2 separate regions of the Homo sapiens genome follow, and region 2 is linked to region 1. A link is an interaction called in ENCODE POLR2A ChIA-PET data of the cell type or tissue named here. Cell type or tissue: MCF 10A. All regions are shown on one strand. Links, peaks and the distances in the headings refer to the core of each region. The heading gives the core; the rest is flanking DNA. Region 1 has its middle 5.3 kb from the start of POGZ. Region 2 overlaps TUFT1 (tuftelin 1).

Region 1 (4,391 bases), core at 217-4,216:
GGAGACAGTTTTGACCCATAATGCCCAATAAAATGAGTGATGGTGCTATGCCTGCCACCAAGAATACAGAAAGTCTATCATGCTAAATGTAAAAGTGGGAGTTTTGCAGGATCTGGAGGCACCTTTGAGGAAATGGGTGAGGAAACAGAGGGTAAAGATCAACAGGCAATTAGGGAATGGAGTGTCTTTTGACGTTGTAAAAGGTATCCTGGCCAGGTGTGGTGGCTCATGCCTGTAATCCCAGCACTTTGGGAGGCCGAGGTGGGTGGATTACAAGATCAGGAGTTTGAGACCAGCCTGGCCAACATGGTGAAACCCCATCTCTACTAAAAATACAAAAATTAGCCAGGCGTGGTGGCACATGCCTGTAGTCCTAGCTACTCAGGAGGCTGAGGCAGGAGAATCGCTTGAACCCGGGAGGTGGAGGTTGCAGTGAGCCGAGATCACACCACATCACTCCAGCCTGGGTGACAGAGTGAGACTCCATCTCAAAGAAAAAAAAAAAAAAAGGAAATGATGAGCAAAGACATTTTATACCTTCAGAAGATTTCAAGGAAACTCTGCCACCTTACATTACAACACTGGTGCAGCACTTCAAAAGAGACTATACAGTTAACACTGCTATTTCCAGAAACGTATTCCTTGTGCTAAAGAGAGAATGCTCATATTAATTTGGACAGTGTTGGAACATTTTGCTTCTTCAGCTAAAACACAGGTTTCCAGAGTGAAGTAACAGAACTGATAGCTTTGGTCTCTCTTTTGGACCATCTGGATAATGGTTTGAACCATCTTGATGATGATGGGAAACCCAAGTAGTAGAACAAATAACCTGAATCAGATCCTTAGAAATCAACTCGTATGTGCCTCTGTAACATACTGGGGAGGAATCTGAAAGCCAATCCAGTCTGATATGTTGAAGAAATTTGATCCTAATAGTGGTACTCCTAAAAATTATTCCAGTCTTCAGTAGCCAACTTAGAAACTTTTTCTAAGAAAGAAAGTCAAAGGTTAATGGATGTCCCAAGCTGAGCTTTTCAGTTACATAGCTGGAGAGTGTTTCTTTTCTACAGTTTATGGAAATACTTACTTGCTTCCTTGACTTACGGTTTCTGCCACAAGTTGAAAATTGGGGCTGGGCACGGTGGCTCATGCCTGTAATCCCAGCACTTTGGGAGGCCAAGGCAGGCAGATCACCTGAGGTCTGGAGTTCAAGACCAGCCTGGCCAAAGGTCTTTAGTAGAGATGGTGAAACCCCATCTCTACTAAAAATACAAAAAATTAGCCAGGCGTGGTGGAACGCGCCTGTAATCTCAGCTATTTGGGAGGCTGAAGCAGGAGAATCACTTGAACCCAGGAGGTGGAGGCTGCAGTGAGCCAGGATTGCACCGAGCCAGGATTGCACCATTGCACTCCAGCCTGGGCAAGAAGAGTGAAACTCCATCAAAAAACAAACAAACAAACAACAACAACAAAACATACAAAAGAAAATTGGAACCACCTGTAGCTTGGAGAATGTTAAAGAAGAGAGACAAATGATTTCAGCATGTCTTCAAAAGCATTGAGTCATGGATGCCCTCGGTGGCATCATTTTGCTAAAATGCAGACCTAATCACTTATTGTTCAGGTTCAGCGTGAGGTTGACTGGTATGTGTTTGGGCGGGGAGTAGGGAGGCTCAGATGGTGAGGTTAGTCCAGGCAGAAATAAGCTTCGTGGGAGATAATGCCAGATTTCTTTAAGAAATGGGTAACAGCCGAACACGATGGCTCACGCCTGTAATCCCAACACTTTGGGAGGCGGAGGTGGGCAGATCACAAGGTCAGGAGTTTCAGACCAGCCTGACCAAAATAGTGAAACCCCGTCTCTACTAAAAATACAAAAAATTAGCCGGGTGTGGTAGTGCATGCCTGTAATCCCAGCTACCTGGGAGGCTGAGACAGGAGAATTGCTTGAACCTGGGAAGCGAAGGCTGCAGCAAGCCGAGATCACGCCACTGCATAGCATCCCGGGCCACAGTGTGAGACTTCGTCTCAAAAAAAAAAAAAAAAAAGAAAGAAAGAAATGGGTATCCCACTCTCTGTAATGCACACTCAGGATTGTCAAAGCTGGAACCTCAAAGAGAGCTACTCATTTCAGAAAACGTAAGAGAAAAACAGTAGAGACATTTTTACCATCTGAGCAGCTCCCAGGTGGAAAAGATGGATAGCTGATTGCACTGAGCCTGGGATTCAGCATGTGTATAAGTCAGCATGTGTGGTGGAAGGAAAACATTGAGGTGCTTAACTTGACAGGCAAATTGCCATGAAATAAAGGGCAAGTGGAGATCTACATTTGACCAATGTCAAATTAAAAAATGGGGAAGTTAACAGCTGTGGCCGGATTTTATTTAGGAATATTATTTGCTACCTTCTTATGTTTAGAAGAGTTGGGGACTTTCCTAGAGACACAGGAGGTGAGAAAAAGCCTGAGGAAGTTCTCAGCCTGGGTTTCTAAAGGAAGAATTCCCATTAGCTTTCAGTAAGAAGCAATTAAGATCTCTGTCTTCAAAATATATTTCATAAGAAATGCATGAGCAGCAGTGTTATCATCATCAAGAGCTCACTGTGAGTTGCTGCATGGTTTCCTAGGAGGTAATGATGTAGTTTAACTTCGAATTAAATTAATATTTTAAAGAGATACCCAGAAGCAAAGCTATACTTGTCTAATCTAGGTTGTTGCTATGGAGTTGACCAGGTATGATTATCAAGTAATTAAATTGACTCCATAAAGCTTCATGACAAAATAAATTGGACTATTTTATAGGTATGCTTGATATATGACTTGTTCCTGATAATGGATTGCAGAGTAAAATGTAGTAAAAATTCCTTTTCCTCTAGCATACATTCTTTTTAAATTTAGCAGTGTTTATATTTTATTATAGTCATGCATAATTTTCAGAATGCAACTGTGGACAGTAAATAGCTTTTCCAATTCATATTTTTGAAGGACATGATGATTAATATCATTGTTTTACAGATGAGAAGACTGAGGTATCATTCAGAATTAATTTTTTTTTTTCAGGCAGAGTCTTGCTTTGTTGCCCAGGCTGGAGTGCAGTGGTGCAATCTCGGGTCACTGCAGCCTCCGTCTCCCCAGTTCAAGTGATTCTGCTGCCTCGGCCTCCCGAGTAGCTGGGATTACAGGTGCCCGCCACCATGCCTGGCTAATTTTTGTATTTTTAGTAGAGCTAGGGTTTCACCATGTTGGCCAGGATTAAATTTTTTAAAGGTTTCTGGTGTAGATAAGTGGTCAGGTCCGTTTGGGTCTTCTCTTATTACTGAATATGTACAATAGGAGTTAGAGGTGGCAAAGGGGCCATCTCCCATGACAGCAAAAGATCATCCATTTTTAATGACTTTTCTGTTACCTGAAACATAGAGGTAATAAAATCTGACAACGTGAGAGTGCCACGATTCACCAGTTTAAAATCATTTTATAGGAGGAAAATGATTTAACTTTCATTCATTCAGGAAATAATTCTTATTTCTCAGCTTTCACATAAATGTAGCTGTGTGTATAAGTGCTGTGCATCAGGTGTGAATAAGAGTTTTCTCTTTCCTACGAACCTTGCTTCCTGGCAGGCTCTGATCTCTGTTTCTCCTATTCAGAGATCTTATTCCTAGCCTAGAAAAGTGAGTCTTAAACTTTTCTGCATCATGACCCCCTCAAAAATCTCTATAAAAGCTATGAATTATCTCCCCCAGAAAAATGCACATTTGTACATATACACAACATTTTGCAAGCACTTTCAGACTTGAATCCTGTTTCTGGGCTTGTTCATGAACCCCAGTGGACAAGATGCTTCTGGCCAGTCATGGTGGATCACACCTGTAATCCCAGCACTTTGGGAGGCCAAGGTGGGTGGATCACTTGAGGTCAGGAGTTCAAGACTAGCGTGGCCAATATGGCGAAATCCCATCTCTACTAAAAATACAAAAATTAGCCGGGCATGGGGGTGCAGGTCTGTAATTCCAGCTACTCCTGAGGCTGAAGCATGGGAGGCGAAGGTTGCAGTGAGCTGAGATTGTGCCACTGCGCTCCTCCCTGGGTGACAGAGCAAGACTCTGTCTCGAGAAAAAAAAAAAAAAAAAAAGTTATGCTTCATTCCCTATCTTCCTAGAGAAATGATACATTTCTCAATAATCCTATATGAACATATGTGCCCAAAGAACTAGAGTTTCTTCTCACTCTAACATGTGGCTTACTATTATTATATTACTATTACTATATTACTGTTATTATTATTATTTTTGAGATGGAGTCTCACTGTGTTACCCAGGTTGGAGTGCAGTGGTACGATCTCAGCTCACTGCAACCTCCGCCTCCTGGGTTCAGGCAATTTTTCTGCCTCAGC
Region 2 (4,391 bases), core at 151-4,150, 120 kb after region 1:
ACTGTCTCTACAAAAAAAATTTTTTTTTAGTTAGCCAGATGTGGTGGCATGTGCCTGTAGTCCCAGCTACATGGGAGACTGAGGTAGGAGGATTGCTTGAGCCCAGGAGGTCAACCTGGCAGTGAGCCATGTTTGCATTATTGCACTCCAGCCTGGGCTACAGAGTGAGACCCTGTCTCCGGAAAAAAAAAAAAAGAAAAGGTCGGAGAGGGAAATCCTAGCTTCTACTTGAATCTTTCCAGTAACGAGGAGTTCATTACACATGAGACTGGCCACTTTCTGACAGCTTTAATACTAAGAAAGTCTTTCCTGTGTTAATATAAAAACAGCTTCCCTGGAACCATCTACCTGTTGCTTCTAGATTTACCCTCCAGAGTTATCCAGAATGACTTATCCCTTCTAACCTTTCCGAGCCTCAGTTTCCTCTCTTAGACTAGGTGATCCCTGATGATGCTTCCAATGTAATATTCTTTTTTTTTGTGAGACAAAGTCTTGCTCTGTCACCCAGGCTGGAGTGCAGTGGCGCCATCTTGGCTCACTGCCACCTCTGCCTCCTGGGTTCAAGCGATTCTTGTGCCTCAGCCTCCTGAGTAGCTGGGACTACAGGCACACGCCACCACACTTGGCTAATTTTAGTATTCTTAGTAGAGGTGGGGTTTCACTATGTTGGCCAGGCTGGTCTTGAACTCCTGACCTCAGTGCTTCCAATGTGATATTCTAAGGTACCCACCACCTACTCTTCAGAGCAGCCTACCAGGGAATCAGGCAAAGGGAATCATATTAATGGGAACCTCCCAAGCTCAAGGCTCTTCCTGTGACTGGGTAAATAAGTGATCTTGTTCCATTGCCTCAGCCTTCTGGTCTTTATCCCCAGGGCTGCTACCCTGGAAAAGGAAGTGGCCGGGTTGCGGGAGAAGATCCACCACTTGGATGACATGCTCAAGAGCCAGCAGCGGAAAGTCCGGCAAATGATAGAGCAGGTAAGTTGGGCTGGTTTGTAACCTGCCCTCGGGGAGTCACCCCAAGTCTATGCTCTTATTTGTTTCCTAGGGAGCTTGACTTATATTCATGCATTTCCCATGTCAAACATTTATAGCTACCAATTACCAGGTTCAGGTTATTAGGATTTGCTTTTCTCCCATCTTTCCCCTACTGTTTTGTTTGTTTGTTTGCCATTTGGCCTCTGCTTTCCAATAGGAAAGGAAGGAAAAGGTTAATTTGTCATATACTCTGTGAAGAGTGTGGGTAAATGAGTAGTTGAGTCATAATAAACTCTGTTATCTGTGCAGATTATCAGTCTTTGAGCCTCATGGCTGCTTTCCTGCCTTACCCCACCTGAGCTTGAGGGTAGCATACTTAGGATTTGTCTATTTGCAGAATTGTTTTGAGAGCCTAAGGCCCCATAACTGGGAGGCTGTATGTGCTTCATGTCAGCTCCATTAGTGTCTGTTTTATTTAGTGCTGTTTTCCATTATCTCGAACAGAGTCAGTCATATAGTAAGTACTCAATAAATATGTCTTGAATGAAAAAATAATTTGTATTTTCCAAAGCCATATGGAATGGGTTTTGTCATTCATTATTTTGGATTCTCAGGGTGGTATTCCCCTCACACACTCCTCACTCCCACCCCTGGGATAATCAAGAGTCTAATATTGACTGAAAGGAGGCCTTTGTAGAAAAGCTAATGAAGTCATATGGAGTTGCAGGGCTCTGCTGCCTTCCCCAGCAGCTGGGGTGAAGTCTGGTGAGTGTGTAATGAGTCATTGCAAAATGAGCTCCAGTGTCTCCCACACCTTTGCAGCTCCAGAATTCAAAAGCTGTGATCCAGTCAAAGGACGCCACCATCCAGGAGCTCAAGGAGAAAATCGCCTATCTGGAGGCAGAGGTGTGTGTGCTGGGCAGCCCAGCAGGGGAACAGGACTCTTGAAGAGAAGGTGGACATAAGGGAGACAGAGGTTATGGGAGGGGTCTTTGTCATGTCTTGCTGTTGCTCTGAAGTGAATACCTAGGGTGGTTGGTTGACTTTCAGTTCAGCTGAATAAACATTTTCTGAGAACCTTCAGGAAGCTGCTAACAATGATGAGATGACCACCCCCCTGGCCCCACCTTCAACGGACATGTCATCATGGTGCAAGCCACATGCCATGGCTGCACACGGCTAATTCTGACCCTCCAGGCTTTGCAAAGGAGCTGGCAGTGGTGCTGGGCTGTGAAGGAGGAGGAGGCATTCATACAGATGGAGCCTTTTCCAGGGCTAGATTACGTAACGAGTTGCCTTCCTAGTCTAATTTCCACTTTGCCACAGGGCCCTACCTGTCTGTTGACTACCTGAAGATCACTTTGCGAACGCTCTGTGAAGATCCCCTGTAGTGAGGGAGAAAAATGGGAGAAAGGGTTATCTTTAGAGAGTTTGCAGTCTATAGTCAGAGATAAAATGTGTATTTTTAAAAAGACCAAAGAATGCTTTATAGAATAGCGTATCAACAAAGGCAAGTGAGTATCTCAACTGAGGACAAAAAATTATATATAGGGGCCAGGTGCAGTGGCTCATGCCTGTAATCCCAGCACTTAGGGAGGTTGAGGCGGTAGGATTGCTCGAGGCCAGGAGTTCAAGACCTAGGCAACATAGTGAGACTTTGTCTCTGAAAAAGAAAAAATTTTTTTAATTAACCAGATGTGGTGGCATGCATCTGTAGTCCAGTTACTTGGGAGACTTAAAGGAGAGGATCACTTGAACCCAGGAGGTCGAGGCTGCAGTGAGCTATAATCACGCCACTGCACTCCAGCCTGGGCAACAGAGTGAGACCCTATCTCAAAAAAAAAAAAAAAAAAAAAAGAACTGTATGTAGAGGACATATAGGAAACCATCAGTCTGTCAGTGTTGTACAGAGTTATGGAGGAGCAGGTATTGGAGGATAAGCGCAATCTATGGTAATGAAGATGAGGCAAGTGGGTATCCAGGTGGTGGCACGCATGGTGGGGGTAGAGGCAACAGCAGCATAAACACAGGCAGAGAGACCAGAATGCACTAGCTGAACGTGGCACCCGGGAAGCCAGAAAAAGGCCAACTCTAACCCCTAAGCTTGTGTTACAGAATTTAGAGATGCATGACCGGATGGAACACCTGATAGAAAAACAAATCAGTCATGGCAACTTCAGCACCCAGGCCCGGGCCAAGACAGAGAACCCGGGCAGGTGAGTGAGCGTGTGTAGATAGAATGGGGCCAGGGAGGAGGGGAGAAGGAGGGACAGAGCTCTGTAGAACCTTTAGTGCTAAGGCAAGAACAAGGCTCCTTTAAATCCAACTTTCCTCCCTCAGTCTGACCCACTGTTTGCCGGAACCATTTTCTAGCCCAATTAGAGTAGAACCTGTTAACACAAGCCCAGGGAGGTCCATGAATGGCTTCTAGAGATGTATGAACCACCTGAAATGGTAGGAAAAATTTAGTTATAATGTTTGCATATTTCTAGGGAGAGGGTATTTTGCCTCTAAGAGATTCAGAAAAGGACCCATGATCTTGACAAAATCGAGAATCACAGCTATATCCACTTCTCAGTTGTTTAACTGCCCCTCTCTTTTCTTCACCCTTGCTACAAGACACATGTATCATGCCCCAAATCTTCCCCTAGTTGTCACTGATAATTACTGTTTTAAAGCACTTGGAACCCAAGTGATCAGCCAGCACTGCAGTGTAAGATTCCAGAGGCCAATGTGAAGATTCCAGGGGCTCTGTGAAGGGTGGGCCACAACACAGCTGTTCCCAGCACAACTCAGTGTTTCCAACCTTCTTTTCAGTATTAGGATATCCAAGCCGCCTAGCCCGAAGCCCATGCCTGTCATCCGAGTGGTGGAAACCTGAGCTGCCTGGAGATGGTTGCTGCCATTGCTGCTGCCTCTGCCTCGGAGAAGCCCACTGCCCCTGTTGGCTGTTAACACTGCCTTTGACTTCCTGACTGTCCCCTGGCTGCACCCAGGACTTCGGGCTCCTGTGTCTCACCATTCCCAAGCCCCTGGCCACTCTAAGCTGGGCAGACGGAGCACGAGCACCTATTCAAGGCACTGCAGCCCTTTGGAAGACATTGTCCTGCAAGCAGGAGCCAGGGCAATATCTATATTCCTACAGTGACTATTTTTCTCTGTAGAGAGCCTCCCTTCTGTTGTAGACTGGACTCTGGCTGTGCCATAAGCCAGGCCTTCATCAGATTGGGAGAGGTGACAAGATTTGCCTCAGCCCTAAAAGCTGGAGACACAGATGTCCAGAGTGATTGGAGAATGTCCTGGGGGAATGAAGTTCCTTCCACAAACACAGCTCAGTTCTTAGCAACAAACTGTTTGTTTTTCTACTTGCTCCATCTGCAGCCTACGCTGCCCTGGCCTCCTGCAGACAGA

What was found. ChIA-PET counts read pairs that join two places held together with the same protein. Peaks named below come from ENCODE experiments on the same cell type or tissue, not always from the same donor. Only the 100,000 strongest peaks of a DNase experiment are listed, where the experiment ranks them.
Region 2: POLR2A ChIA-PET joins it to region 1 with 5 read pairs; 4 of 35 experiments call an interaction of 5 or more read pairs at or near these places.

The regions. Positions count from the first base shown.
Region 1 is chr1:151,462,636-151,467,026 of GRCh38, forward strand. No RefSeq gene overlaps it. Among named protein-coding and RNA genes, the nearest start is that of POGZ, 5.3 kb to the left of the region's middle. In MCF 10A, for the core only: no CTCF peak of the experiment used is centred there; no DNase peak of the experiment used is centred there.
Region 2 is chr1:151,577,847-151,582,237 of GRCh38, forward strand. TUFT1 (tuftelin 1) reads left to right here. Exons shown (of 13, transcript NM_020127.3): 10 at 875-980; 11 at 1,803-1,886; 12 at 3,096-3,196; 13 at 3,798-4,391. The coding sequence ends at 3,861. Among named protein-coding and RNA genes, the nearest start is that of SNX27, 32 kb to the right of the region's middle. In MCF 10A, for the core only: no CTCF peak of the experiment used is centred there; a DNase peak (open chromatin) is centred at 1,775.